Regions from separate parts of the Homo sapiens genome. Here region 1 is linked to region 2. The links are chromatin loops, found by intact Hi-C in ENCODE. Cell type or tissue: PC-9. All regions are shown on one strand. Links, peaks and the distances in the headings refer to the core of each region. The heading gives the core; the rest is flanking DNA. Region 1 overlaps SSH2 (slingshot protein phosphatase 2). Region 2 overlaps SSH2 (slingshot protein phosphatase 2).

The links. A loop is a pair of places that touch in the nucleus more often than their neighbours do. Peaks named below come from ENCODE experiments on the same cell type or tissue, not always from the same donor. Only the 100,000 strongest peaks of a DNase experiment are listed, where the experiment ranks them.
Region 1: it touches region 2 in a loop (5-fold over the local background); 10 of 110 quality-filtered maps call a loop at or near these places.

What each region holds. Positions count from the first base shown.
Region 1 is chr17:29,780,095-29,795,078 of GRCh38, forward strand. SSH2 (slingshot protein phosphatase 2) reads right to left here. Exons shown (of 16, transcript NM_001282129.2): 3 at 13,800-13,843. Among named protein-coding and RNA genes, the nearest start is that of SSH2, 140 kb to the right of the region's middle. In PC-9, for the core only: no CTCF peak of the experiment used is centred there; a DNase peak (open chromatin) is centred at 6,157; H3K4me3 peaks cover 499 bases; H3K27ac peaks cover 2,864 bases.
Region 2 is chr17:29,703,016-29,720,351 of GRCh38, forward strand. SSH2 (slingshot protein phosphatase 2) reads right to left here. Exons shown (of 16, transcript NM_001282129.2): 4 at 1-47. It also overlaps the pseudogene RPL21P123. Among named protein-coding and RNA genes, the nearest start is that of SSH2-AS1, 72 kb to the left of the region's middle. RefSeq lists enhancers at 3,654-3,843, 10,104-10,733. In PC-9, for the core only: CTCF peaks have their summits at 7,746 and 8,057; DNase peaks (open chromatin) are centred at 7,096 and 8,016; H3K4me3 peaks cover 1,651 bases; H3K27ac peaks cover 2,757 bases.

The DNA of each region.
Region 1 (14,984 bases), core at 4,012-9,011, 76 kb after region 2:
TAATCCCAGCTATTTGGGAGGCTGAGGCAGGAGAATTGCCTGAACCTGGGAGGCGGAGGTTGCAGTGAGCCTAGATTGTGCCATTGCATTCCAGCCTGGGTGACAGAGCGAGACTCCATCTCAAACAGCAACAACAACAAAAAAACCCTCTGTTTCTCTTTCTAATGTATATTTCCTGTCATAAGTGCAATCAATATTCAGTTTCTCCATGAAATGTTAACATCATCACTCTATTTCTTAAAGAAGAGTGAGGTGATAGAGCATTTTATTGCCAAATGGCTCAGAAAAAAAGTTCCTTGTATTGTATTTGTAATTTCTCTGTAAGTATGAGATTGTTTCAATTTTTTTTTTTTTTTTTTGAGATAGGGTCTTGCTGTCTCCAGGTTGGAGTGCGATCTTGGCTCACTGCAACTTCCGCCTCCCGGGTTCAAGCGATTCTCCTGCCTCAGCTTCCCAAGTAGCAGGGATTACAAGCGCGCGCCTCCAGGCCCAGGTAATTTTTGTATTTTTAGTAGAGACGGGGTTTCACCATGTTGGCCAGGCAGGTCTCGAGCTCCTGACCTCGTGATCCACCTGCGTCAGCCTCCCAAAGTGCTGGGATTACAGGTGTGAGCCACTGCGCCCGGTCTAAACATTTTTTTAAAGATAAAAAAGATGAGGATTAAATTATCAGCTCATATTTACAATGGACCTACTTTTTTCCCCACTTTTCCTCCCTTTTTTTATTTTTTATTTTTGAGAGGAGTCTCGCTCTGTCGCCCAGGCTGGAGTGCAGTGGCACGATCTCGGCTCACTGCAAACTCCGCCTCCCGGTTCACGCCATTCTCCTGCCTCAGCCTCCCGAGTAGCTAGGACTACAGGCGCCCACCACCATGCCCGGCTAATTTTTTGTATTTTTAGTAGAGACGGGGTTTCACCGTGTTAGCCAGGATGGTCTTGATCTCCTGACCTGGTGATCCACCTGCCTCAGCCTCCCAAAGTGCTGGGATTACAGGCGTGAGCCACGGCGCCCGGCCTTTTTCTCCCTTTTTAAAATTTAAGTACAATGCTCATATTCTCAAAGTTAATATAGTCTTTAACTAGAACATATACTGAGGCAGAAATAAATTTGTCCTCTTTTCACTGCTGAAAGATGGGCAAAATAGTATATATATTGTCATGATATTTAAATCCATAGAAAAATTATTTCACCAAATAGGTTTGAATAAAGATGAAGTCCTATCTCAAAGATAAAAAATAAACAGAGCAAATACACAATAAAGAAAACTTGACAAGGTACCAAAGACAGAAATCTGGAAGAAAAATTTAGCTGCAAATTAGTAACAGTGCCACTGAGAAACCATCTCTTATATAAGGACATGCCCTAATCCTGTGTTTTCTTTTTTTTTTTTTTTTTTTTTTTTGAGATGGAGTCTCACTCCATTGCCCGGGCTAGAGTGCAATGGCGCAGTCTCAGCTCACTGCAACCTCCACCTCCTAGGTTCAAGCGATTCTCCTGCCTTAGCCTATCGAGTAACTGGGACTACAGGTGCGTGCCACCACGCCTGGCCAATTTTTGTATTTTTAATAGAGACAGGGTTTCACTATGTTGGCCAGGCTGATCTCGAACTCTTGACCTCGTGATCCGCCTGCCTCAGCTTCCCAAAGTGCTGGGATTACAGGTATAAGCCACGGTGCCCAGCCCAATAACTTTTTTTCTTTTCTCTTTTCTTCTCCTCTCCTCTCCTCTTTTTCTCTCTCTCCTCTCTCTCTCTCTTTCTTTCTTAACAGAGCCTCGCTTTGTCGCCCAGGCTGGAGTACAGTGGCAAAATCTCAATCTCGGCTCACTGCAACCTCTCCCTCCCAGGTTCAAGCAATTCTCCTGCCTCAGCCTCCAGAATAGCTAGGATTACAGGTGTGCGCCACCATGCCTGGCTAATTTTTGTATTTTTAGTAGAGATGGGGTTTCACCATGTTGGCCAGGCTTGTCTTGAACTCCTGACCTCAGATGATCTGCCCACCTCAGCCTCCCAAAGTGCTGGGATTATAGGCACGAGCCACCATGCCGGCCCTATGTTTTCTTTTAACTGCCTTCAAACTGTTTCTACTTGAATAATGCCCCGTTGTTTCATATATCCAAAGTCAAACTCTTCATATGGTTTCTGACAGAGTTCCCTTTCTTAACTAGTATTATTTCTAGTACAGTAATCAATATTCTTCTATTCCTGTTCATTCACTAAGCATTTACTGAGTGCCAACTACATGCTAATTGGATACCAAAGTAAAATACATAATCCCTGTCCTCATGCTGCTCTCGTACAGGAACTAGCCATTTGCCTGAATTACTGCAACAGCTTTCTTGATAGTTTTCTTGCCTCCCCTCCCCTCATGCTGTATAATACTGCCAGACTCCTTCTGGAAGTCATGTTATACATTTTTTCTTTTTTTGTGCGAGACCAGAGTTTTATTACTACTCAAATCAGTCTTCCTGAAAACTTGAGGATCAGAGTTGTTTTTTGTTTTTTTTTCTGAGACGGAGTCTCATTCTGTCGCCCAGGCTGGAGTGCAGTGGTGCGATCTCCGCTCACTGCAACCTCTGCTTCCTGGGTTCAAGCGATTCTCCTGCCTCAGCCTCCCAAGTAGCTGGGATTACAGGCATGCGCCACCACGCCTGGCTAATTTTTGTATTTTTAGTTGAGACGGGGTTTCGCCATGTTGGCCAGGCTGGTCTCGAACTCCTGACCTCAGGTGATCTGCCCGCCTTGGCCTCCCAAAGTGCTGTGATTACAGGCATGCGCCACTACACCTGGCTAATTTTTGTATTTTTAGTAGAGACAGGGTTTCACCATGTTGGCCAGGCTGGTCTGGAACCCCTGACCTCAGTTGATCTTCCCGTCTTGGGCTTCCAAAGCGCTGTGATTACAGGCATGAGCCACCGCGCCTGGCCTGGATCAGAGTTTTGGTATAAAGGATAATTTGTTGGGTAGGGGGCCATTGAATTGGGAGTGCTGATTGGTTGGCTCAGAGATAAAATCACAGGGAGTTGAAGCTGTTCTTTTATGCTGAGTCAGTTCCTGAGTGGGGGCCACAGAACTAGTTGGCAGGTCCAGGTGGGGTCATTCGGTTGTTAGAAATGGAAAAACCTTATTTATTAGGGTTCTCTATAGGGACAGAACTTTATATAAATATAATATTTATATTTATATATTATATATATAATATTTATATAGTTATATAACATATATTATATATATATATATATATGTAAAGGAGAATTTTTTAAGTATTAACTTACATGATCACAAGGTCCCACAATAGGCTATCTGCAAGCTGAGGAGCAAGAAGAGCCAGTCCGAGTCCCAAAAGTGAAGAAGTGAAGAACTTGCAGTCCAATGTTTGAGGGCAGGACGCATCCAGCATGGGAGAAAGATGTAGGCTGGGAGCTAGGCCAGTCTGTCCTTTTTATGTTTTTCTGCCTGCTTTATATTCGCTGGTATCTGATTAGATTGTGCCCACCAGATTAACTGTGCATCTGCCTTCCCCAGGTAATCTCTTTTGCAACACCCTCACAGACACACCCAGGATCAATACTTTGTAGCCTTCAATCCAATCAAGCTGACACTCAGTATTAACCATTACACCTGAAAAGGCATCTCAAAAAGCTGATCTTAGGTTCACAATAGTGATGTTACCTTTAAGAGTAATTGGGGGGGCCGGGCGCGGTGGCTCACGCCTGTAATCCCAGCACTTTGGGAGGCCGAGGCGGGCGGATCACGAGGTCAGGAGATCGAGACCATCCCGGCTAAAACGGTGAAACCCCGTCTCTACTAAAAATACAAAAAATTAGCCGGGCGTAGTGGCGGGCGCCTGTAGTCCCAGCTACTTGGGAGGCTGAGGCAGGAGAATGGCGTGAACCCGGGAGGCGGAGCTTGCAGTGAGCCGAGATCCCGCCACTGCACTCCAGCCTGGGTGACAGAGCGAGACTCCGTCTCAAAAAAAAAAAAAAAAAAAAAAAAAAAAGAGTAATTGGGGGCTGGACGCGGTGGCTCATGCCTGCAATCCTGGCACTTTGGGAGGCCAAGGTGGGTGGATCACCTGAGATCAGGAGTTAGAGACCAGCCTGGCCAACATGGTTAAACCCCATCTCTACTAAAAATAAAAATAGGCTGGGCGTGGTGGCACGCACCTGTAATCCCAGCTACTCAGGAGGCTGAGGCAGGAGAATCACGTGAACCTGGGAGATGGAGGTTGCAATGAGCCAAGATTGTGCCATTGCATTCCACCCTGGGCGACAGACCAAGATTCCATCTCAAAAAAAAAAAAGAGTAATTGGGGGCCGAGGCAGGTGAATCGCTTGAGGTCAGGTTACAAAAATTAGCTGGGTGTGGTGACGGGTGCCTGTAATCCCAGCTTCTTGGGAGGCTGAGACAGGAGAATCACTTGAATCCAGGAGGCGGAGGTTGCAGTGAGCCGAGATTGCACCCCACTGCACTCCAGCCTGGGTGACAGAGCTAGACTCCTTCTCAAAAAAAAAAAAAAGAATAATTAGGGAAGTTGTGAATCCTATGACCTCCTGAATAATGGTTGGTGATATTTAGAATTAGTCATGTCATTCTTCTACACATAGATCTATCAAATTGAAACTCCTCTGCTTTTAAGGTATAGACAGTTACCTTCTTACTTTCCTAAAACACATTAGCTCCTATTTTCAGACTTTTGATGATATCCTTCCATTCTCCCCACTCTCCTATGTTTGGAATGCTACCCTTTTCTTCTGTTCTCCTATCTAAATCCCATTCATTCATCATGACTCAGCTCTGGCCCACATTGCTTTTTTCCTCTCCTCTGCTGCAAATTTTATTTTCATTGCTATCTTTGAAACAACTGAGGAAAAGACCAAATTTTCTTTTTGTTTTGTTTTTATTTTGCTTCATTTTTCCCTTATAAAGACCAAATTTTCAAAGGTGAAGAATTTTTTCAGCAGATGGTGAGTAATTTTTTATGTCCATGAAAGACTAAAGAGGAAGAAACCAGGCTTAAAAATAGGGGAGGGTTTCAGCTGAACATGAAAAATAATTTCTTCATTTTCAAAGTAATCAAAAAAAGTATAATATATTATATGTATTGCTGGAATTGAGAGAAGAAATGTAAAACTCCTTACTTTATACAGTTCTTATCTTGGGGTTGGCACACACAAGAATGAAAGAATTCTACTATAATTAAAATTAAATTAAGATCTCAAAGTACTTTGTTTCCTATCATAACTATTCACTATTCACCTTAAAAAAGGTGTCCTGAGATTGCAAGATATATTTCAGTGCAATCTTGTTCATTTTTATTTATCATCTTATAATTGTATTAGGTTGACCCATATGAGACAGCTGTTTACAGTTAATATGTTTGAATATTGGCGTTTCATTTTTTTTTTTTTTTTTTTTTTTTGAGACAGAGTCTTACTCTGTTGCCCAGGCTCTGGAGTGCAGTGGTACCATCTCTGCTCACTGCAACCTCTGCTTCCCGGGTTCAAGCGATTCTCCTGCCTCAGCCTCCTGAGTAGCTGGGATTACAGGAGCGTGCCATCACGCTCAACTAATTTTTGTATTTTTAGTAGGGATGGGGGTTTTGCCATGTTGACCAGGCTGGTCTCGAACTCGTGACCTCGAGATCCACCCACCTCGGCTTCTCAAAGTGCTGGGATTGCAGGCGCGAGTCACCGCGCCCAGTCCGTTTACTTTTTTTTTTTTTTTTTTAGACGGAGTCTGCCTGTGTAGCCCAGGCTGGAGTGCAGTGGCGCGATCTCGGCTCACTGCAAGCTCTGCCTCCTGGGTTCACACCATTCTCCTGCCTCAGCCTCCCCAGTAGCTGGGATTACAGGCGCCCGCCATCACGCCCGGCTAGTTTTTTGTATTTTTAGTAGAGACCGGGTTTCACCGTGTCAGCCAGGATGGTCTTGATCTCCTGACCTGGTGATCCACCCGCCTCGGCCTCCCAAAGTGCTGGGATTACAGGCGTGAGCCGCCGCGCCCGGCCCTGTTTACTTCTATAGTTATTTTCCTGGCTATTCCCCGGTCAGCAAAGTGGGTCATCACACAAGAAAAAGTTGAGTTCATAAATATGCAAAGGAAATACTGGCATCAAATTTCATCCATTTATCTTTTGACCAAATAGTGAGACAAACAGGTTGGAAAGGTTCCCTGGCAAAACTCCAGCCAGCCTGCATACTGAGGTGGAGCTTCGGGAAGTTCGCACAATTTGCATGGGGAGGAGCCTGGCCCCTCCTCTTCCTTTGTGAAACCTGGGATTCAAACTGCAAGGCAGGAAGGAACCAGCAGGAATTCTAGCCTTGCAGAAAGTCCCTGTTCCCCCTTTGTTTTCCTTTTTGCCCCATAAATCCCATTATTCTCACCCTTCAATCATCTGTGAGCCTAAATTTTTGTTGCCATGGGACAATAACTCTGTCTTTAGCTGAACTAAGGAAAAGTACTGCAACAATAGTCAATGATATAAAACCTGATTTTCTGTAATTATGTTATCTTTTTATGCCTGTCTTCTGAGAAAAAAAAAATATTGCTGGAGTTCAAATATCACAAAAAGGTGGCCAGCCATGGTGGCTCACACTTGTAATCCCAGCACTTTGGGAGGCTGAGGCAGGAGGATCACTTGAGCCCAGCAGTTTGAGACCAGCCTAGGCAACATAGGGAGACCCTGTCTCTACAAAAATAACAGAAAATATTAGCTGGGCATAGTGGTGCATGCCGGTGGTCTCAGCTACTTGGGAGGCTCAAGTGGGACTGAGCCCATTACTGTATCGCTGCACTCCCGCCTGTGTGGCAGAGCAAGACCCTGTCTCAATCAATCAATCACAAAAAGGGGCTAGTATGGCATAAATACATTGTTTCTTAATTGTGGTAAAATAAACATAAAAATTTCCATCTTAACTACTTTTAAGTGTACAGTTCACTGGCATTAAGTACGTTCACAATGTTGTGCAACCACCACCACTATCCATTTCTAGAACTTTTTTCATCTTCCAAAACTGAAGCTCCGTACCCACTAGGCAATAACTTCCCACTCCATCCATCCCCCAGTCACCATTATTCTGTCCGCATGAATTTGATTATTCTAGGTATCTCATGTAAGTGGAATCATACAGTATTTGACTTTTTGTGATTGGCTTATTTCACTTAGCTTAATGTCCTCATTTTTACCCACGTTGTGGCATGTCAGAACTTATTTCCTTTTTAAAGGCTGAACAATATTCCACTGTACATATAATACCTCATTTTGTTTATCCATTCATCGTTGATGAACACTTGGGTTGCTTCCATCTCTTGGCTATTGTGAATAATGTTGCTATGAACACGGGTGTATGAATCTCTTAAGACCCTGCTTTCAATTCTTTTAGGTATCTACCCAGGAGTCCAGAAGTGGAATTGCTGGATCATATGATCATATTCTATTTTTAATTTTTTGAAGAATCACCATACTATTTTCCATTGCAGCTATGCCATTTTACATTCCCACCAATAGTGCACAAGGCTTCCAATTTCTCCATATCCTCACCAACGCTTTATGTTGATAGTGGCCATCCTAATGGGTATGAGGTAGTATCTCACCGTGGTTTCAATTTGCATTTCCTTAATGATTAGTGATTTTGATTTTTTTTTTTTTTTTAAGAGACAGGGTCTTGTACTGTTACCCAGGCTGGAGTGCAGTGGAACCTTCTTAGCTCACCACAGCCTTTAATTCCTGGACTCAAGCAGTCTTCCCACCTCAACATTCTGAGTAGCTGGGACAGGTGTGTGACACCACACCTGGCTAAATTTTTTTATCTTTTGTAGAGATGGGGTCTTGCCATGTTTCCCAGGCTGGTCTCAAACTCCTGGGCTCAAGCAATCCTTCCTTCTCAGCCTCCCAAGTGCTGGAATTACAGGCATGAGTCACTGCATTCGGCCTTGAGCATCTTTTCATATGCTTATTGCTTATTTGTTTATCTTCTTTGGAGAAATGTCTATTCAAGTTCTTTGCTTATTTTTTAATTGGGTTGTATGATGGTTAATTTTATGTGTCAACCATCAACCTGACTGGGTCACAGGATGTCCAGTATTTGGTTAAATATTATTCTCGGCTTATCTGTGAGGGTGTTTCTGGATAATATTAACCTTTGAATCAGTAGACTGGGTAAAGCAGACTGTCCTCTCCAGTGTGGGTAGTCCTCACTCAATCTATTGAAGGCCTGAATAGAACAAAAGGCTGAATAAGGGAGAAGTTCCTCCTTCTGCCTTTGAGCAAGGACATTGGTCTTCTATTTTCGGACTCAGACTTGGACTCAGCAAATGGTGGACTGAGCCACCATTGGCTCTCCTAGTTCTTTAAGCCTTTGGACTTGGACTGGAACTATACCATTAGTTCTCCTGGGTTTCCAGCCTACAGATCTTGGGACTTCTCAGCCTCAATAATGTAAACCATTTACTTAGAATCAATTTCTTTCTTTTCTTTCTTTCTTTCTCTCTCTTTTTTCTTTCTTTCCCTCACTCTCTCCCTCCCTTCCTCCCTTCCTCCCTTCCTCCCTCCCTCTCTCCCTCTCTCTATATATATCTATCTATCTCTATGAGATACCCTTTTTGGTTCTATTTCTCTAAAGAACCCTGACTAATACAGATATTGGTCCTGAGAAATGGGGTGCTGAGGCTTTGAAACCAGGTAATGGGTAGAAGAGTTTTGAAGTGCATGCTAGAAAAAGCCAAGATTGCCATGAAGGGATTGCTAAAGGCAATTCTGGTGAGTGCTCAGAAAGGATAGAGGAGATCTGGAGAAAATGCTTCCATCTTCTTAGAGAATACATAAAGAACCACGAACAGAATATTTGTAGAAATATGGATGGAAAAGCCCTTTCTGACGAAGGCTCAGATGGAAACAAGAAACATGTTAGTGGACAATGGAGAAAAGGCAATCCTTGTTATAAAGTGGCAAAGAACTTGGGCTGGATTGTGTTTGTGTTCTAGTATTTTGTGGAAGGTAGAACTTGCAACAGTGGAATTGGACATTCAACTACAGTGGTTTCTAAGCAAAGTGGTGAAGGAGTGGTTTGGCTCCTTCTGGCTGCTATAATAAAATGCAAAAAGAGAGAAATGAATTGCAGAAGGAATAGTTAAGCAAAAGGGAACCAGAACTTACTTGGAACATTCTCTGCCTGTGCATATTGCAAAAAATGAGAAAGCATGTTTGGAAGGGAACACCAACAGTGTGGCTGACTGACCATATAAGGAGGGTAGTGTTGGTGTGAACCACAGGCCTAATCAGCCATCTCAATAGAAGCCAGGATAGAGAAGGGATTATGCAAACAGAAATACTGCCAGCTAGGACTAAGGGAAACAGAGAAAATGAAATGGAATAAAGGAAGACTGTGACTACGCATTATCCTTCAAGAAAGGGGAAGAAGGATCCCCCCAAAGGCAATTCAGTGATGATCATCAGGGCTTCTACTCTCATCACACCCACCATGGGTGGCGATCAGGGAGCAGGCTGTCTTCACTTCAGTTTCAAAGGCTAGGACCACTGGCAAGCAGAGTTGTGTGGGCAGGGCTCTTGCAGAGAGCCCTGTGGATGGCACTCCACTGAGCTGAAGGGGCAGGGCCACCACATGAAGCAATGAGGGTGACGCTGCCACTCAAGTGCATCTGGAGAGCAGAGCATCAAACCAAGAAGGATTATTTTCAAGTCTTAAGACCTAAGGGGATTTGCCTTGCTAAGTTTTAAACTTATTTGGGACCTATCAGTCCTACTTTCCTTCTGATTTCTACCTTTTGAGATAGGAAATCTATCCTATGCTTACCTCACCATGGTATTTTGGAAGTGCTTAATTTACCTGGTTTCACAGGTTCACAGCTGGAGAGGAATGTTGGCTCAGAATGAATCATTCCTGGTCTTACTTGTATCTGATTTAGATGATATAAAACTTTGGACTTTAGGCTTCAGAACTGATGCTGGAATGTTTTGTCTTTTAAAGATGTTGAGATGGAATGAATATATTTTGTGTATGAGAACATGAATTTTGTGGGTTCCCGGGCAAAATATTATGGACTTAATGCTTGTGCCCCCTGCTAATTCATATGTTGAAGCCCTACCCTCGAAAGTGAGGCGAGGCCTTTGGGAGGTAGTTAGGGTTAGATGAGGTCATGATGGTGAGCCCCCCATGACGTGTCCTTAAAAGAATAGGAAGAGACCAGAACGTGCTCTCTCTTTCTTTCTCCCCACCAAGTAAGAACACTGAGAGAAGGTGGCTGTCTGCAAGCCCGGAAGAACACCCTCACATGAACATTCTGGCACCTTGATCTTAGATTTCCCAGCCTCCAGGACTGTGAGAAATAAATGTCTGTTGTTTCAGCCACCCAGTCTAGGTATTTTGTTATAGTGGACTGACTAGGGTTTTGTTTTTATTGAGCTGTAGTTCTTTATATCCACATTCTGGATTTAACCCCTTATGATTTGCAAATATTTTCTTCTGTTCCATGGGTTGCCTTTTCACTCTGTTGATAGTGTCTTTTGATGCACAGAAGTTTGAAATTTTGATGTAGTCTAATTTATCTATTTTTGTAGTTATGGTTGTTATCTGTGAACAAAGCCATCATAGTTTGGTCTAATTGTACTGAAAGATTTTTTTTTTTTTTTTTGAGACAGAGTCTTGCTCTATTGCCCAGGCTGGATTGCAGTGGCGCAATCTCAGCTCACTGCAACCTCTGCCTCCCGAGTTCCAGTGATTCTCCTGCCTCAGCCTCCTGAGTAGCTGGGATTACAGGCTCATGCCACCACACCCAGCTAATTTTTGTATTTTTAGTAGAGACAGGATTTCGCCATGTTGGCCAGGCTGGTCTCAAACTCCTGACCTCAGGTGATCCACCCACATGGCCTCCCAAAGTGCTGGGATTACAGGTGTGAGCCACTGCACCTGGTCTGAAAGATTATTTTTATGACTTTGTCAATAAATGGCATTTGGTTAAGATTTATTATTATTATTATTATTAATTTTTGAGACGGAGTCTTGCTCTGCTGCCCAGGCTGGCGTGCAGTGGCTTGATCTCGGCTCACTGCAACCTCCACCTCCAGGATTCAACCAATTCTCCTGCCTCAGACACCTGAGTAGCTGGACTACAGGCATGCACCACCACACCCGGCTAATTTTTTGTATTTTTAGCAGAGATGGGGTTTCACCATGTTGGCCAGGTTGCTCTTGAACTCCTGACCTCATGTGATCCGTCTGCCTCAGCCTCCCAAAATGCTGGGATTACAGGCATGAGCCACTGCCCCTGGCAAAAATAACAGATTATTAATGCAATGTCTTCTTTGTTACCTGGAACTGGCCTTTAGTTTTAATGATATGCTGTTTACTATTTAATTTCCTACTACAAGCTACATTTGAACCCACAAACTGACAAGATGAGTTCAGGCATGCTTAATGAAATGATTCAATGCTGGTTTATTCTGTGGTGAGTGATGGAGAACTCTGAACAATCTGTAGCAGTCAAACATACAAAAATCAATCTCTTACATACCGTATAGCTACAAGGGGCATTCAACTGGCAGGTAAGATAAGTTTCTTTGCTTCGAGTCGGACTAAAGCCTTTAGATTTAGAAATAGCTTGGCAAACACACTAAATGTAAGACATTATAACAGATTAGCAAATTTTGATTTTTTAATAGTTGCTACTAGGTTTTTTTCATTTCTTATTTTTATAAGTAATCCTCTTGTGAATAGAAGAAGCCTGCAAAAACCCTCTGCTGGTCAAAGTGACAAAGTATTGCCAAAAACTTAAAAACAGGTCTTTATGATTCTTCTTCTTCCTCTTTTTTTTTTTTTTTTTTTTAGTAAGACAGAGTCTCACTTTGTTGCCCAGACTGGAGTGCAGTTGTGTGGTCTCTGCTCACTGCAACCTCCACCTCCTGGGTTCAAGTGATTTTTCTGCCTCAGCCTCCTGAGTAGCTGGGATTACAGGCATGCACCACCATGCCTGGCTAATTTTTTTTTGTATTTTTATTAAAGATGGGGTTTTACCAGGTTGGCCAGGCTGTTCTCAGACTCTTGGCCTACCAAAGTGCTGGGATTACAGGTGTGAGCCACCGCGCCTGGCCTTTATAGTTCTTAATGGCTTGACAATTCAGTACTGTGAATAAGAGAATGACTTCCATTGCCTCATCATTAGGTAATTTTTTGGAACAACATTATTCCAGTGGATATTGAGTCAATATATAAAGCTTGAAATTGACTCAGAGAGCTTTAAATCTGACCTTCTAGAAAATATAAGAATTATTTTTTCATTCTAATGGGAATATGATTACGATGCCTCTGGTACACATTCAGCTAAAATTTATTTTTGGTTTCTACCTCCTTAGCCCTATGCAAAAGAAGGACACTTCTCTTTGCTAAGAGACACGAGAAATTAAGCCTTAAGCCCACAATTTATGTGTTAACAAATCAGGAAAAAAACTACCGATAATCTCAGTTACTGATGAAAAGGAACTATTTTTATATTAAGTTGTAGTTTACAAGAAGGAGGTATATATCAACAAACACCTGATAATAATAATAATAATTTTTATTATTTTTTGTTTGTTCTTGTTTTTGAGACGGAGTCTCGCTCTGTAGCCCAAGCTGGAGTGCAGTGGCGCGATCTCGGCTCACTGCAAGCTCCGCCTCCCGTGTTCACGCCATTCTCCTGCCTCAGCCTCCTGAGTAGCTGGGACTACAGGCACCCGCCACCATGCCCAGCTTATTTTTTGTATTTAGTGGAGACAGGGTTTCACCGTGTTAGCCAGGATGGTCTTGATCTCCTGACCTCGTGATCCGCCTGCCTCGGCTTCCCAAAGTGCTGGGATTACAGGCGTGAGCCACCGCGCCCGGCCTGATAATTATTAAAGCAGCATTCCCTTTAGCCAGCTTCTTCACAATGAGCATGCTTATTGATCCTTTCTCTGTATCATCTAGAATGGCTCATTTGAGTTCAGAGGATACAAGTTTGGTAACATTGAAATGACCATCTAGAACTTACCAGGCCTGTTTCTTGTGGGAGGGAGTTACTTTTAAAAACCCTTAAAGGAGATAAAATAAATGTTATTTTATACTTCCTAGATTTCTCTCACAATTGTTTTCTTTTAATGTTACTGGGTACTGGCACCCTTCTAACAACATGCCCACTATTCCATGAGAAGAGGGTAAAAATATTTCATTGCATTTTAAAAGATTAGGTAGGTTACTCAGTATACTTACTCAGTATACCCTTTGTATAGAAACAAAGTGAAATATTTACCAATCTGCAAGAATTGCCAAAATTTATCAAATATGAATGACAAATTAAGTACAAAACTGAAGGCTGAAATGTTCTTCAGTTGATATTTTCCTGAAAGGTAAGGAAATTTTGCTTTTTTATTACCCCCAAGATAATTCCTTGGATGCTTGGGTGAAAACTGAGCCAAAATTGACCTTTCTGCCTCTTTTTAAACCAATGTACCATTGAAAAATCTTTCTGAGTCAGTAACTGGATTCCTAAAGCATTCGCTCTTACTCTTTTTTTTTTTAAAAAACGGAGGAAGGTCCTGATACGTTGTCTCAAACTCCTGGCCTTAAGCAATCCCAAGTAGCTGGAATTACAGGCACAAAATACCATGCCCAGGTGCAATCTGGTTTCTTGAGAGACCAAGGAAGCACGTTGAAAAACAAGGATAAGCTAATCTGATAAGACTGAAAAAGAATTAGAGAAAAAACAATAACTACTACAAAAATATCCTACAACAAAAATGCCGTAGGATATAATGAACAAACATACCTCCTGGGCTGTGACCGGCATTCTTCCTCCCCACTGTCTGCCTCCTGTATAGACAGAAAATGAAAAAAAAAATTAAAACCTGAGGTTTCATATCATAATATCACTAATATAATTTTACTAAGTTTCACATGTTGTGTACTTGAACTAAATTACTCATGTTGTATACTTGAACTAAATTCTCTTCAAAAAAAGTGACTTCAACCAACCCAGGAAGTTGATGTCAATAGAACTTACTCCTGGAGGTAACTTCAACAGTAGTCCATGAACAAATTTCATTGACAATGAAGTGCTATTCATTAAAACAATTACCTCCAAAAACCAACTAAACATGTTATTTTACTGTTATGCTACTTCAGCTTCAAAACGAGTGGGCATTCTGACTACCACCAATAAATCTCATCAATATAACCTATTAATGATTCTGACCCCCAAAGAACAACCTAAACAATGAACACCACTTAAAAGAGAGTGCTCATGATCAAATCACCATCAACATCAACATAATGGCTACCACTTGTTGAGTACTTACAATGTGCTAGGCACTGTGTTCCTCAATTTAAGTACATTACTGTACTTATTCTTTATAAACCCAGAAGGTTGATGGTACCAATTATTTTTAATTTATTCAAATACACACAGTAACATAGGATAAATCAATGTCATATAAAAGCACTGATGGTTAATGACCCACCCAGGGATGCCAAACAATGATGACAACAAAAAGCACTGAATCATAGTTCAATTACAATATTTATTTCTTCTTAGTGTGGCACATAAAATAATAGAAAGTCTTATAACTTATGTCAATTTAGACTCAATGAATATTTTACAGATGAAGAAGCAAAAGGGAAATAAGCTGTCCAAGGAGACTCATGTGGTAAAGAATTAAAACGAAGAAATATTGACTCCCAGCTAGCTGAAAAAGCTTATCATTTACCTCTCCTTGCCCTGGGTTAAAAATTAGTATATGTTATGATATTATACTGATCTTCACAGAGGCAAGAATATTGACATGAAGGAAAAGTGAGGAAAGATGAAGAGGCTTTTTCTTTAAATTTGCTCCCTGACAATTTGTATTTGTTCTCTCATCACTTTTGCCCTATCTGGCAAACACAGAACTATTAGGTAGAAGGAGAAAAATAATCTCAGAGAATATGTGTACTGTCTGCCCAACAAGTCACCTGC
Region 2 (17,336 bases), core at 5,185-10,184:
GTAGAAAAAGGGCAGCACCTTTGACAGTTAGAAAGCTCTCGCTGATGCTACAAGGAAAAAGTCAAAAGAAAATAAATTACTTAGGAAAGGAAATCAAAGAGTAGGATGGATAACCACTTTTGGATTCTCTCTTCTCTATTCCAAAGTCCCAACTTCATGGAACGAAGTAAAAACATAATCAAGAGAGGCTGTGGTTACTCACTCATACGCTCCTGTCTACTCTAGACAAGTTTGCTTTCTTTTTCTTTTTTGAAAGGGAGTCTTGCTCTGTTGCCCAGGCCGGAGTGCAGTGGCGTGATCTTGGCTCACTGCAACCTCCGCCTCCTGGGTTCAAGTGATTCTCCTGCCTCAGCCTCCCGAGTAGGCTGGGATTACCGGCGCCCGCCACCACACCCAGCTAATTTTTGAATATTAGTAGAGAGTGTTTCACTATGTAGGTCAAGATGGTCTCAAACTCCTGACCTCAAATGATCCGCCCACCTCGGCCTCCCAAAGTGCTGGGAATACAGACGTGAGCCACTGTGCGTGGCCTCTAGACAAGTTTTCTGAAACAAAACTTTACAATATTCTTTTTTTTTGAGATGGAGTCTCACTCTGTTGCCCAGGCTGGAGTGCAGTGGTGCGATCTCGGCTCACTGCAACAACCTCCGCCTCCCAGGTTCAAGTAATTCTCCTGCCTCAGCCTCCTGAGTAGCTGGGATTACAGGAGCGAGCCACCACGACCAGCTAATTTTTGTATTTTTAATAGAGATGGGGTTTTACCACGTTGGCCAGGCTGGTTTTGAACTCCTGATGTCATGTGATCCACCAGCCTCGGCCTCCCAAAGTGCTAGGACTACAGATGTGAGCCACTGCGCCCAGCCAAAACTTACAATATTCTATATACATTACATGGCAGCAGTTAAGAGCGCAGGCTCTGAAACCAGAATGCCTGAGTTTGAATCCTGGCTTTACTTCTTCCTAATAGAGTAGGCCTAAATTTCCTTATCTGTAAAACAGGGATAATAAAATGAAGTTGTTGTAAAGAGCCAATGAGAACAGAGCTTCTTAAAGTGGTGCCTAGCATACAGTAAAAAGCCCTTAATAAATATTAGTTATTATAAGTAGATTAGTAGAAGGTTATCAGTAATGATGTTTCAATACCGTCCTGATCAGATGTGAAGTATGTTACAATATTTAGCTACTAGTAATAGGTCCAAAGTTTGCAAAAAAAATTTGTTTAAAATATACACAACAGTAAAATGTTACCTCAAAATTTTACTACTGCCAACTTGTATCCCCATACTCAGTGAAAAGTAGTAGGCAGGAAGTGTGTTTAACCTACTTGAGTTTGTCATTCACAAGATGATAATATAGGTGGAGAATTACTGCTGAGGATAGTAACTATTCAAAATACAATTACTGGTCTGGTCACAGTGGTTCATGCCTGTAATCCCAGTGCTTTGGGAGGCCAAGCCAAGAGGATTGCTTGAGTCTTGGAGTTTGAGACCAGGCTAGGCAACACAGTGAGACTCCATCTCTGAAAAAATATTTTAAAAATAGCTGGGGGTGGTATCACATGCCTGTAGTCCTAGCTATTCAGGAGGGTGAGGTGGGAGGATCACTTGAGCCTAGGAGTTCGAGATTATAGTGAGTTATGATGGCGCCATTGTACTCCAGCTGGGGCGACAGAGCAAGACTCTGTCTCTTAAAAAAAAAAAAAAAAAAAAAGCAAAACACAAAAACTAGTGGATACCCACAAACAACCAGAAAATAAATCTAAATTATTTCATATCAATAAACTAAATAAGCCTTTCAAGTTATCCATCAAGTTTCTCACAGAATCTGAAAGGACAGAACTTAACTCACAAATAGCCAAGTTTAGAAATACCTAATAGAGGATTCTAAATTGCTTTTGAGTACAGTACTGCTATTAAAGGTTAGCTAGCAGACTGTAAATGACATTGTCTACTCAGTATTTCCACTTGGAAATCTTAACTGGCAATGTTAAATTGACGTTGCCAAAACTAAATTCTTGAGTTCCCCCACCCTCAAGTCAATCTCTGGCCTCGTTCTCCAGCCTCATTCTCCCAGTTGTTTAGGCAAAACACCTAATAGTCATCCTTAGTGTCTTTCCTTCCTATAATATATATCTAATCCATTAGCAAGTCCTGTGAGCTTTACTTTCAAATATATCTTGAACCTGCCCACTTATCCCTATCACCACTATCACACTGGTCCATGGCACCAGCATTCCTTACTTGGACCACTATTTAAAAAGTTTTTCTTAAGCCTTTTATTATAGAAAATTTCAAACATACACAAAAGTAGAGGGAATAACTATGATAAGTAAGCCCCCATGTTCCCATCACATTTGAGCTTTAATTTGTGGCAAATTTTGTTTCTTCTACATCCTCACCCATTTTACCTTGCCCCTAAAGTGAAACAAACCCCAGGTGCTGTATCAAAAAAAAACTTCTTAACAGGTCTATCTGCAACCACTTCTGCCCTCGATTATCTATCTACTCACCAAATAGCAACCAGAGTGACTTAAAAAACATCGATTGTACAGTGTCACTTCCCTGCTTAAAACCCTCCAAATGCTTCCTTTTGTACTTGTAAATAAAAAAACCAGTCTTTAGCTTGGTCTTCAAGGACCTGTAACATCCTACAGGACTACTCCTCTGATCTTGTATCATCTCCCCTTTTGTTTACCATGATCTATGATTCTTCTTTCTGTTTCTTCGATGTTTGAGGGACTTTGTGCTTTCTGTTCCCTACTTGGAATACTTTTCTTGTGGCCTATCATTATGTAAGTCTCAGCTTACATATCACTGCTCCTTCCCCCAATTCCAATCATACTCTATCCTGTTGTTCTGTTTTGTTTCCTTCAGAATATTTATCATAAACTAAAATTATATTTATTTAGGTGTATACCTGTTGTGGTTACCTTCCTATAGTAGAATATAAGCTCCAAGAGGGCAAGGACTTAATTTTGTGCATCACTGTAGCTGCAGCACTGGAAATAGTCTAAGGCACGTATTAGCTGCTTGAACAATAGGTGATGGATGAATGAATTTATCCCAGTTTTTTCCACACTGTATGTCTGTCCTGTCACTGTAGCAGAAATTGTAATTTAGGACAAGTCTCACATGTAAAAGTAATAAATTATATAACTCAATATATGTGGCAGATTAATGGACTTTAAGATGTTTGATGATAGATTAGCAAATGAAGTTAAATCACCTCTATAATGTTATCAGACATTGATTCAATTTTATCCTTTAATAAAGTCCATGAAGCTAATAAAACCTTTGAGGTAACCTGCCAAATAGACTGAAACACACCTTCTAAAAACAAAAGAATCCACAGATGTCACTTTAAAAATCTGCATGCTGGCTGGGGGTGGTGGTGCCTTGATTTTATTTTGTTTTCATCTTTAAATAAAGCATTACTCTCTTGTGGTCTGTTGCACAAGCCTTCTCTCTTGTTACAACCGTGGTGTTCACATGCCACCCTACTGTGGGTCACTCTGTTCCACTCACATTACGGGAACAACCTAAAACAAAATGTCTGAGTGACAGGATGAGTGGGCCACACCACAGACAGGAAATGAAATTCACACTTTTGCCAACACAGCAACTGCTGCTTTACTAAATGAAAATATTTTAAAAATAAAGGCTAAATATTCTACCTATTCACCAGGCAAAGTAACAGCTTTGGACACTGTGGGTTCCAGTAAACAAAGCAGTTCGCTACATCTACAAAAGAAGTGTGTATATTTGTTGAAGAGTTTAAAACAACTGAACATACTTCAGTCACTCCTTTTGTGAGATAGGTAGTTTCTCTTTGACAAACACTATTTTAAGAACTTCCTGGCCGGGCGCAGTGGCTCACGCTTGTAATCCCAGCACTTTGGGAGGCCTAGGCGGGCGGATCACGAGGTCAGGAGATCGAGACCATCCTGGCTAACACGGTGAAACCCCGTCTCTACTAAAAATACAAAAAAATTAGCCAGGCGTGGTGGCGGGCGCTTGTAGTCCCAGCTACTCGGGGGCTGAGGCAGGAGAATGGCGTGAACCCGGGAGGCGGAGCTTGCAGTGAGCCGAGATTGCGCCACTGCACTCCCGCCTGGGCGACAGAGCGACACTCCGCCTCAAAAAAAAAAAAAGAACTTCCTGGTTTTTGGAGTTCAGCAATACTGTTTTTTTATAGATACATTTGTTGCTTATGCTTTAAAGTATATGTAAGTACATTCTTGCTTTAAAGCATATCTAAATGTGTTATTTAAAATGAATGCAGGGCTTTCTCAAAGTAAGGGTTAAGGAGCTGGACAAGGGCTGTTGGTTAGTTCAAAGCCACCTGGACTCCAGAAACTCCTGATTATAAAAGAAAGGCCAGGAGTCAAACTCACATATAGTATAAATATCACAAATTCACATATAAGAGAAAAGAGGCTTTCCTATTTGAAACACAAATGTCAATAAACTTTTCTGATGGAACAAATTGTACAAGGTAGGCCAACAGACTACTATTTTTTTTTTTTTTTGAGATGGAGTCTTGCTCTCTTGCCCAGGCTGGAGTGCAATGGTGAGATCTTGGCTCACTGCAACCTCTGCCTCCTGGGCTCAAACGATTCTCGTGCCTCAGCCTCGCGAACAGCTGGGACTATGGGCATACGTCACCATACCTGGCTAATTTTTGTATTTTTAGTGGAGACGGGGTTTCACCATGTTGCCCAGGCTGGTCTGGAACTCCTGATCTTAAGTGATCCGCCCGCCTTGGCCTCCCAAAGTGCTGGGATTACAGGTGTAAGCCACCATGCCCAACCCGAGACTACTATTAAATACTATTATAATAGGCGCGATACAGGCTCCCAGAGACTCGTGGCAGATAATCTGGATGGTACAATCAATCCTCTTTATTCCATGGCCCCAGGTTATGACCCCTCAGTTATCAAAAAAGTGACATTCTGTTGGTCACAAGGGGACCAGAAATAAGCGTGTGGCTGATTACAAAAATCTCTTATCATAACAGAAAAAAATTCATAGCATGGAAGTGATAAAACAAAATTTATAACCACCACCAGAGTTTAGGTAGATAAAATTCCACTTGAAAATTAAATGCTTTATTTGCATATGAAGAAAATTATATGTAAATTTAATCACATATACTTTTGTGTAAGATAAAAGGTTGGTATATCTTGCCAGAATAGTAAAAGATTTATTATGTAAATATGTCTTCCTGAAACAGCTGCTTAAAAATTCAATTGACAAGGAGTTGTCAATTGTCTAATTAAAAAGTCTGTTCTTGCTAGGCGTGGTGGCTCACACCTGTAATCCCAACACTTTGGGAGGCCAAGGCGGGCAGATCACCTGAGGTCAGGAGTTCGAGATCAGCCTGGCCAACATGGCGAAACCCCATCTCGACTAAAAATACAAAAAAATTAGCCAGGCGTGGTGGCGGGTGCCTGTAATCCCAGCTGCTAGGGAGGCTGAGGCAAGAGAATCACTGGAACCTGGGAGGCGGAGGTTGCAGTGAGCCGAGATTGTGCCACTGCACTCCAGCCTGGACGACAGAGGGGAACTCTGCTTCAAAAAAAAAAAAAAAAAACAAACAAAAAAACCGGTTCTTTAGAAAGGCAGGTGAAAACTTTTTCATGTTTCTGAATTGACTAGTTCTGTAGAGTCTGGCACAGAAACAGAACTGCAGTAAACTCTATGAAGTCATTTGTATGTGATTACAGATACCTAAGTTAAATATAACCCCGAAGGACTTAAGAAGCCCCACAGTAAGGAATGAATGAGATAAAGAAAATACTATTTTCTTGATCTAAAGAGAATAATTAGCTGCTTGATACAAAAATGACAGAATCACCTTTCTAATAGAGCACTCCTGACAGTGAAGTTCTCCAGAGTCTTTATAACTTAAAAACATCTATGCTTCTCTTTGCCATAGATTGCTTGCTCAATAAGGGGAAAGTCATCCCTAGTTAAGAAATATATATATATATATATATATAGAGAGAGAGAGAGAGAGAGAGAGAGAGAGAGAGAGAGCTAATAATAGCTAACTCAACTAGATATCTACTGTATGCTAGGTGCATTTTACATTACTTTATTTAACCTTCCTAACAATTCTATGAAGTAGGTACTATTTTTACCCCCAATATACATGTAAGAGACTGAGGGCTCAGAGATCATAAGTTACTTGCCTAAAATCTATACAGCTAGTAAGCCTCAGAGCAAGGATTCAAACCAAGATTTGACTTGAAAGCTTATGCTCCAAATCATGCTCTACCATGTTGTTTTCGCTTTATGATATAGTTTATGGCGGACGAAATACAATGTCTTACCTACACACCTTTTCAACAGAATAGAATTTAAAAGTAGAGTACAGGGGCTGAGTGTGGTGGCTCATGCCTGTAATCCCAGCACTTTGGGAGGCCAAGGAGGGTGGATCACTTGAGGCCAGGAGTTCAAAACCAGCCTGGCCATCATGGCAAAACTCCGTCTCTACTAAAAATACAAAAATTAGCCAGGTGTGGTGGCACACGCTTATAATCCCAGCTACTTGGGAGGCTGAGGCAAGAGAATTGCTTGAACTCTGGAGGTGGAGTTTGCAGTGAGCTGAGATCACGCCACTGCACTCCAGCCTGGGAAACAGAGCGAAACTCCATTTCAAAAAAAAAATGTAGAGTACAGGAGTGAGAGAAAAGAACTGAAATCCATTCGGATTCCAACTCTTCTCATTTTCCCCACCACTTCCCCAACAAGGCCATAAACAGAAAGACTACACTGAGGGGAATAAAGAACATGTCTGAGATGAATCCAGCTGGGCTGGACAGTAGAGCAAGTTGTAATATCTGTTGGGAATGACAGTGGCATCTCAGTCTCAAAAAATGGAGGAAAGAGCACTCGGCTTTAAATATATTTGGGAAAGTGCTCTGTGACAATCCTTTCTGATCAAAATCACTTCCTAAAGTATGACATTTGTTAACTGGTAGTTTCTTCTTAGACAAAGTGTGGAGGAAAAGGTCAACTAAGGGAAGAAAATATTTAACTGTTCTGAGGTTGAAATAATCTTTGAGGAATGTGGCCAGGGTGATCATCCATGACCAGCAGGAAGGTCAAGGAAGCAAAACAAAGCAACAACATACCTGGCCTAACTGCTGAACGTCAGTTGGATAGAAATTCCACTGTTCTACATGCACACATATAAGAAGAAATGGCTCATTTACTATGAGAAATCAAGTGGCACAAAGTAGATGTTATACTAAAATGAAGGAAGCAGATTTTCATGTTTATGTTTGTAATGCCAAACTCTGGAGTTGGTTTGATATTTCTGCTTGAAGCCAAAATTAGCAGGCAAATTATTGTGTAATAACGACTGCATGCAGTATTATTGCACAAAGTGAGTTGGTTGGTATTTATGTTAAATTCAAGTACCACACATAATCTGAACTCATACTTTTGTCTTGAAGAATACTCATCTAGCAAAAACTTTCAAATATATTCCACTCTCCCAATATTTTTCTCCTCCTGATAAGCCTTCTCTGCTTCGTTGTTTAATTTTCAGATTCAAGGTGCTAGGACAGCTTCTGTCAACCCCACTAGGTGGAAAGGAATTCATGTTCCCACTTGGTGTGACCACACCACAGACAGGGAATTTCATAATAAAAAGTTTCAAATATCAGACCAGAGTTCAAGGAATTACACAACTATCAATACTAATGCCTAATGAAAAAATCTGGCCAAACCCCTAAAACTGGAAGGAAAAAGTAACTGTTCCTTGATGTATGCAACCTGGCTTCAAAAGTCAAAAGTACACCTCTAGGTAGTGAAGAAAATGTGATTCTGTAATCCTAAAGGAATTTAGAATACAACAGGAGAAAATCCAAACTCATATATTGTAATGTTCTCTGTAATTAGACATTCCCGCCCTACCCCTGCAGCATGACCAAACATTGAATACTAGAATGCCCAGCCATACCTGGAACCCTCTCCCTGAGGGCATTGACTTCCCAGACACATGCCTCTGAATGCAAGAGTCAGGATTATTTATCTCCTTATCACCAGACCAGCAGAGACTGGGCCACATGAGTAAACCAATTACCGGCCGAAGCAGAGAAGAGCTTAGGACTCTGGTTCTTACTCATTAACGATAACCATCAGACTTAGTTCCAGCTCATCTTCCACTTAAACTCTGTTGCACAATGCCCAGCACAACTATACTAGGATGCAGCTATCTGTTTTTCCCCTTTCCTAAAACTGAAGGGGGGAAAAAGGATCTGTTTGTTCAAGATTGAGAGACAAATTCCAATCTGGACGAAACTTCCTGGTCTTTTCACTACAGATCATCAATGGAAGGCAAAAACAAAACAAAAAACCAAAATTACTTGTTCTGTTCATTTTGAATGTTCACTTACTGATACGATCTTCTAATTCCATTTTTGCTTTAACCATGTGCATCTTAGAAATGTCTGACAGAGACATAATTTAGGATCAATAATTTTACCATTGGTCATACAATTAACCTTCTAGCTTTTACAGATGGGGCACATCTGCTTTGACATTTGTTGGTTTTGGCTGTTCAGCAATAGATTTATCTTTTTCAATATCACCCTACTCTCCTTTTGGGGAATCCATTCAAATGTGGTTCTAGTGGCGTCCAACTCTGGAACTGCAAGGGGTTTTGTAGGAAGCTGGAATGTGGCTTACATCTGGCAGTTGGAAATTCTCCCCGTGGAATCTGAATCTCCCCTGGAAACTCTCCCCTGGGACCATACCCCATTATTCGTACTGCTTTAGATACATGGGGAGTGTCGAGGTATGGGACACTCTGCTCCTGCTCCCTGGTCTTCCCTGAATGACTTTAGCTCTTTCCTTTGAACCCCAAATATCTGAGACAGGTCTCGGTCAATTTAGGAAGTTTATTTTGCCAAAGTTAAGAATGTATGCCTGTGACACAGCCTGAGGAGGTCCTGACGACATGTTCCCAATGTGGTCGGGGCACAGCTTGGTTTTATACATTTTAGGGAGACATGAGACATCAATCGATATATGTAAAATGTACACTGGTTCCGTCAAGAAAGGCGAGATAACTCGAAGTGGGGAGAGGACTTCCAGGTCATAGGCAGATACAAGACAAATGGTTGCATTCTTTTGGGTTTCTGATTAGCCTTTCCAAAGAAGGCAATCAGGTTTGCATTTATTTCACTGGGCAGAGGAGGGATGACTTTGAGTTCTGTCTGTCCTTTGTCCACAAGGAAATTCCTTGTGAGGGAGGTATGTAGCTTTTAAAAAACTTAGTAGCTATCTTTTTAGGAATAGAATGGGGGGCAGTTTTGCCCTAAGCACTTCCCAGCTTGACTTTTCCCTTTGGCTTGGTGATGATTTGGGTGATGATTTTGAGATTTATTTTCCTTTCATATGTCTGTTCTCTAAGTTTGGTCCTCTAGCCTCCCATTAGGATGTCTGACAACTTTCTGACAAATATTTTACTTATGATAGTTAAAATTCATTTCTGGCTGAGCGCGGTGGCTCACGCCTGTAATCTCAGTACTTTGGAAGGCCAAGGTGGGTGGATCACTTGAGGTCAGGAGTTCGAGACCCGCCTGGCCAACATGGTGAAACCCCATCTCTACTAAAAATACAAAAATTAGCCGGGCATGGTGGCATGTGCCTGTAATCCCAGCTACTCGGAAGGCTGAGGCAGGAGAATTGCTTGAATCCGGGAGGTGGAATTTGCACTGAGCCAAGATCACGTCACTGTACTCCAGCCTGGGTGACAGAGTAAGACTGTCTCAAAAACAAAACAAAACAAAACATTTATGAGCTTGTAACAGAGAATCTAATATATCAACTGAAGCCCAGAGAATTTACTGATTTACCCTAAAATCACATAGCTAGTTAGCAGTAGGGCTGGGCTTAAGCCCCCATGTCATCTGACACTCTGGGCAGCACTTTAACCCTTTATTCTGTGTTCGATGTTATTACAACAGGACATATTGCTAAATAATAGCTTAAACAACTAGCAGTTAAAAACACTGCCAGTTGAGGCTGGGCATGGTGGCTCACGCCTGTAATTCCAGCACTTTGGGAGGCTGAGGCGGGTGGATCACGACATCAGGAGTTCGAGACTATCCTGGCTAAAACAGCGAAATCTCATCTCTACTAAAAATATAAAAAATTAGCCAGGTGTGGTGGCATGCGCCTGTAATTCCAGCTACTCGGGAGGCTGAGGCAGGAGAATTGCTTGAACCTGGGAGGCGGAGGCTGCAGTGAGCCGAGATCGCGCCACTGCACTCCAGCCTGGGCAACAGAGCGAGACAGTGTCTCAAAACAAACAAACAAACAAAACCCCCCCAAAGAAAACGCCACTGGTCAGTCCATCTGAAGAGAACAAAGGCAGGATTTCACTGCAAAGCTTGGTATGATGCTTGTTCTGTTTCTCTTTTTCTTTCTTTTTTTTTAGCTTTTAGCTTTTGGTTTGAGTTTTAAATTACTACCAAATCATGAAAGATCAGAGCTGCAGGGCCTTTAGGGAGTCTAAGGCAGGGCTCTAAATGGAAGTAGTTGGGCCTAATTCACCATGTCTTGTGAGACCAAGCACAGATCTAAAATAATTTTGACTTCTGAATACCTTTGAAAAGAACACACCCTATCCCATTCCTCCAGGTAGCCACCATTCTTGGACTTATACCAAGCAGCCTTGCTACAAAACACTTCTGAGTTTGCTAAGATCCAAGAGACCAGACCTTCTCATGACACCACTGCTGTCTTCTTGTCTTCCTCTCTGTGCAGCCACCTTAGCAAGGCTCAGTCTCAGTCTTGCCTCCAGTCACCATCCAAAAATAACCACCACCTCCCTCACCCCCAAACAAAAACCTAGGTGCTCAGGAAAGGAACTGGTCTCAAGTAACTTCCCAACACACAACTGACCCAGGTCCTCCTGGTAACTGACAGTGGTGGAGAGTTTTGTTTTTGAGAAGGTCCTCCTCCAAAGAGAGGAGAAACTGCCTCAGCTCAAAGGAACCCATTTCCCTTACAGACTGAATCAACAAAGCTTCTTGGTCCTGCAGCCCTAAATTCTAGATGTAAATACTTTTTCAAAATGGAAAAATTTAAAAGCTGTCTGGACTCAAAAGTAAATGACCTGAAAAGTTCTTTCTTAGTATTTAAAATGCTGGATGTCTTGGTTACTAAGAGACATGATGATGACCAACATGTCTCTTAGTAACCAAGACATGGCACCAAGTTTAAAATAGGTGGGAATAAACAAACAAAATGAAAGGAGATTAACTCAGAAAAACTGTTCAGCATTTAAAAAATAATTTCATTTGCATGATTCAACAAATACCTTCCCAGGTATTTAAAAACACACCCGCAGAAGAAATGCAAATTAGGCTTTCAAGCATTTGGCCTAAGTGTCAAACCCTGCTTTCAGACCATTCTCTTTCACCCTTGGCAATGTGTCTTTGAGGCTAAGGTCATCTTCTGTTCTTTGTTGCTGTTACCTTCTGATATCCTTGTCACTCTTTTTTTAACCCCTTATCTTGTCCAATCTTCTTTCCCCAATTCCCCAAATCCTACTATAATCTTAAGACATTTCAGTGTTCATACAGATGAACATCCAACAACTTTGTCTCAAAATTTTCTCATCCTCTTGGTCTTCAAAGACCTTTACTCCTTTTAGACTTCTAGTTCACAGGGTCCCTCTGGAAGTCACGAGTTCTTGATGGACTTAATTTCAGAAATTAAACTCACTTTCTGATTACAACTCCCTCTCCTTGTAATTCCCATGTGCTCACTCCCTCTTCAAGCTGAGGGAGACTCCTAGACCCCTGATTCCTGAATTTTTTCTTTCTTTTTTTCTTTTTTTGTTTTTTGGGACAGAGTCTTGCCCTATCACCCAGGCTGAAGTGCAATGGTGCAATCTCGGCTCACTGCAACCTCCGCCTCCTGGGCTCAAGCAATTCTCCTGCCTCAGCCTCCAGAGTAGCTGGGATTACAGGCACGCACCACTGCGCCCAGCTAATTTTTGTATTTTTAGTAGAGACGGGGTTTCACCATGTTGCCCAGACTGGTCTTGAACTCCTGACCTCAGGTGATCCACCAGCCTCGGCCTCCCAAAGTGCTGGGATTACAGACGTGAGCCACTGCGCCCGGTGATTCCTCGGTTTTTTCTAGCTATCAACCTCCTTTTGGCTTTTTCTTTCCTAACCAACCTAGTCCCATGTCCTATTTCTTTCTTTCTTTTTTTTTTTTGAGATGGAGTCTCGCTCTGTTGCTCAGGCTGGAGTGCAGTGGCGTGATCTTGGCTCACTGCAAGCTCCGCCTTCCAGGTTCATGCCATTCTCTTGCCTCAGCCTCCCGAATAGTTAGGACTACAGGTGCCCGCCACCACGCCCGGCTAATTTTTTGTATTTTTAGTAGAGATGGGGTTTCACTGTGTTAGCCAGGATGGTCTCGATCTCCTGACCTCGTGATCCACCTGCCTCAGCCTCCCAAAGTGCTGCGATTACAGGCGTGAGCCACTGCACCTAGCCTCCATGTCCTATTTCTTAACTGGTTTCCCTACAGTCTATTCTCTTTGCTCCAGATTTCCCTTCATAATACTACAGCTTAAAATGGTATGGTTATTTGATGTGTTATTTATTATTATTACATGTCTGAGCAGTAACTCTCTGTTTAGCACATTACCTGACACTAAATAAATGTTTAGCAATTATAGTAATTATATGTGGAATAAATGAAAGAAAAGCAGCTGAACACTTAAGGAGATAAGAAACCATGTCTCTGGATGCCACAGCACATTCACGGTCTCAGTGCAAGGATATCAGAGATGACAGTAATGACACTGACTTGACTCAGCGGGGCACTTAACACCTCTGGACAGCTCCCTCTCCTACTCCTTTCCACTGTTATTCCAAACCCTCTCTACTCTCCCAAAGTCCCATTGCAACTTCTGTTTCCTTCAACTTTCCACAGTTAACTTGGCCTTCTATACTACCAAGAAAATGGAGGCTAGCTAGTGTGATTTCTCTCAATTACTTTCTCTCACCTGCAGACTTATCTCCTTTCTCCAATCTGAGAGAATGATGTGACCTATGTCCTTGGTCCCACTCCCTCATCTCCTAGTTTTCTCTCTCCAGTGACTACTTCTCCTCAGCCTGGAAACATGCTTAAGTCTGGTCTCTCATACCCTTAAAAGAAAACAACCTCCATGCCCCCAAACCTTAACTTGATCCTGTGTTCTAAGTTCTTATTTATTTATTTATTACAGTTGAACCCAGGTACCTTTCTCTTTGGCTTCTTTTTCTGATCATTTTCTTTCACGTGCTTCAGGAAGCTGTCTTGGCTCTTAGAGTGCTTTATGTGCTCAATACACACATTAATTAGAGTGCTTAATGTGCTCAATACACACATTAATTCTCTTGGCAAGAATCTTGCCCTCAACTTGTGTACAACAATGCCAGCAGCATGCTGGTTAACATTGTAGACTCCTTCAGTTCTGCCATGGTAACACTTGTGGGGCATTCCTTTTTGAACAGTACCCATTCCCTTGATGTCTACATTATCACCTTTCTTATAGATTCGCATATGCATGGCCAAAGGAACAACTCCATCTTTTCTAAAAGACCTAGAGAACATATATCGGGTGCCTCTCCTCTTTCCCTTTGTGTTTGTTTTTGGTGAATTACTGGAAGATGGCAGTTCCGGCTGAAAGTCTAAGTTCTCTTTATTAAGAAGGAAGTCTCTACTTGCTGTCCCCATTTTCTTCCCTTGCCAGTCAATTTTTCTACCCACTGGCATCTTGCTTCTGTCTCACCACTCCTCTGAAACTCCTCCCCCACTCTAAGTTTGCCAATGATTTCCCCAGTGATAGATCCTAAAGACAAAGACCCCTTTAGCTTAGCATCAATTTCTGTTCTTCATTTAATACCTAATGTGTACCGGCAAATCACTTTCTCCTTTTTGACTACCCTGCCCCTGCTCCCCTCAGTTTCTAAGACATTAAGTCCCTCTGGTAACTCTCTGACCATTCCAGTTCCATATCCTTTGTCAGTAACCCTACCCTATCCACCGCCCTTAAAACAGAGAGTCTGTTTGACCTTCAAAGTGCTTTGAAACATAAATTTATTGACAATTTTTTTGAAGCAGGGTCTCACTCTGTTCACCCAGGCTGTAGGGCAGTGGTGTGTTCATGGCTCACTGCAGCCTCAACCTCACAGGCTCAAGCAATCCTGCCACTTCAGCATCTTGAATAGCTGGGACTCCAGGTGTATGCTACCATGCATGGCTAATTTTTTAATATTCTATAGAGATGAGGTCTCACTATGTTGCCCAAGCTGGTCTAGAACTTCTGGACTCAAGCAATCCTCCCACTTTGGCCTCCCAAGGTGAGGAGATTATAGGTGTGAGCCACTGCGCTCAGCCCATTGACAATTAATTGTACTTAAAAATCCAGCTTCTTTTGAAAAATCATAAAATTTGAACACACATGTCCATCTAGCAACAACTGGCCAGAGATGAGCAGTGGCTGCCATTTTAGACATGAGATGGTGTTAAGTGCTATGGAGAAAAATGAAGCAGAGAAAGAGTAACAGGGAGTGCTGCTGTGTATACTTACTTGTGTTATAAGCTATGGCAGGGAAAATCTCTTCACTAAGCTGACATTTAAACAGAGATCTGTAGGAATTAGGGGAGGCAGCCATGCAGCTGTTTGGAAAAAGAACATTAAAGGCAGTGGGGGGAGCTAGGCATGGTGGTGTGCACCTGTAATCCCAGCTACTCTGGAGGATGAGGTGGAAGGATCACTTGAGCCCAGGAGTTTAAAACCAGCCTGGGCAACATAGCTTGTGCTATCTGAAAAAAAGGTAGTGGGAGCAGCAGATATAAAAGGCCCTGAGGCAGAAGAATAACTGGCTAGCTTGGGAATTAGCAAGGAGGTCAGGGGCACTGAAATGTAGTTAGCCAACAATGAGTGGTAGAAAATGAGACCAAAGAGGTAGAGAAGGGCAAGTGGTGTAGGGTTTCAGTGTTTCTACTTTCTCATTTGTAATTCACTTTCCAACACATTGTAATTGGGATTTTCTTTTGCCTGTAAAATCCAATGAACATTTTCTCAGTCCTTATCAAATGCCTGACCATTTGATATGGTTAACAACCATCCACCTTCTTGAAACTTTCTTATTATTCCTTCTATGTTTCTGACTATTCCTTCACATTCTCATTTGTGGGCTCCTATTCTTTTGTCAACTTCTTAAATAGGATGTCTTCCACGATTTCGTCACCACTCCTCTCCTTGTTCTATATACACTCTTCTGAATGTCTTTAGCCACACTTATGGCTATCACCATCCTGTATGTTGATGACTCCTTATTAGTTATCTATTGATGCATAGCAAATTATCCTAAAACTTAAAAGCCTAAAACCACAAAAAACATTTATTATCTCACAGTTTTTGAGAATCAGGAATTCAGGAACAGCTTAGCTGGATGGTTCTGGCTTAGGATCTCTTAAGAGGCTACAGTCCCGTCCTGGCTAACACGGTGAAACCTTGTCTCTACTAAAAATACAAAACATTAGCTGGGCGTGGTGGCAGGCACCTGTAGTCCCAGCTACTCTGGAGGCTGAGGCAGAAGAATGGCATGAACCCGGGAGGCGGAGCTTGCAGTAAGCCAAGATCGTGCCACTGCACTCTAGACTGGGCGACAAAGCAAGATTTCACCTCAAAAAAAAAAAAAAAAAAAAAAAAAAGAGGCTGCAGTCATCTGAAGCCTAGACTGGGACTGGAGGATCTGTTTCCAAGATGGCTCATTTACATGGCTGCTAATAGGAGACCTCAGTTCTTTGCCATGTAAATTTCTCCTCTGGGCTGCCTGAGTGTCCTTATGACGTGGCAGCTGACTTTCCCCAGAATGAGTGATCCCAGGGAGAACAAGGTAGCAGAACAATGCTTTGTGACTTAATTTTGGAGGGCACACATCATAATTTCTGCAACATTATACTGGTAATATAGGTCAGCCCTATTTAGTGTAGGAGGGGACTATACAAGGATAGCAATACTGGGCGGCAACAACCACTATGGACCACCCTGGAGGCCAGCTGCCACAACTCTCTGACTCTCTAAAAGATCAGATCTAACATCAGAGCCCCAGACCTATAAAATCAGCTGCCTACTGGATAGCTGTTGTTTATAATGGCAAGAACTTCACCATTACTTCAGAAACTTTCATTTGTAGAAACTCAGAATCTGTTACAATGGCACGTCCATCAATGTTCTCTTTGGGAGTTGTGTGATGGTCATGGTAGTGGTTAGGTGTTGGCTTTGAGCACTGTGAAATAAAGTTAAAGAGGAGTTTGGGCCCGGTGTGGTGGCTCACGCCTGTAATCCCAGCTACTCGGGAGGCTAAGGCAGGAGAATCACTTGAACCCGAGAGGTGGAGGTTGCAGTAAGCCAAGATCGTGCCACTCCAGCCTAACAGCCTAACTGACAGAGCAAGACTCTGTCTCAAAAGAAAAAAAAAAAAGAAAAAAAAAAGAAAAGGGGACTTTGTAACTATCATTTATTGAGTACCCACCTGTGTTAGGCATGATGCCTAGTACTTTACAACCACTATCTTAAAACAACTTGATGAACAGAAGTTCTTCCCATTTCACAGATGAGAAAACAAAGGTTTTGAGAGTAACTTGCTTAAACTTACCAATTACACAACTAGTAAATTACAGAGCAGGAGTCAAAATGTAGGCTTCTTTTCTTTTCTTCTTTTTTGAGACAGAGTTTTGCTCTTGTTGCCCAGGCTGGAGTGCAATGGCACAGTCTCGGCTCACTGCAACCTCCGCCTCCTGGGTTCAAGTGATTCTCCTGCCTCAGCCTCCCAAATAGCTGGGATTACAGGCACCTGCCACTGTGCCTAGTTAATTTTTGTAATTTTTTAGTAGAGATGGGGTTTCACCATGTTGGCCAGGGTGGTCTCGAACTCCTGACCTCAGGTGATTCACCTGCCTTGGCCTACTAAAGTGCTGGGATTACAGGCATGAGCCACTGTACCTGGCCTACAGGCCTATTTTCAAGTTTTGTTGTTTTTGTTTAAAACATCACTCCCTGGCTCTCTAGCATTTTGAATTCTTTGCCTGTTCTGTACAACAAGGACACCACAGTCCCATTGTAGTGTTATCCACCAATGTACCAATAGGGTTCTAAAAGTGAATTCTCAAATACTAGAACACCAAGGAATTTTTTTGTTATTTAAAAAATTGAGTCAGTTCAGTGCTACTTTATTTCAACCTTACCAGTAACTCTCAAAATTAATTGGCCACAAAAACTGAACTCCATCTGCAAAACAACAG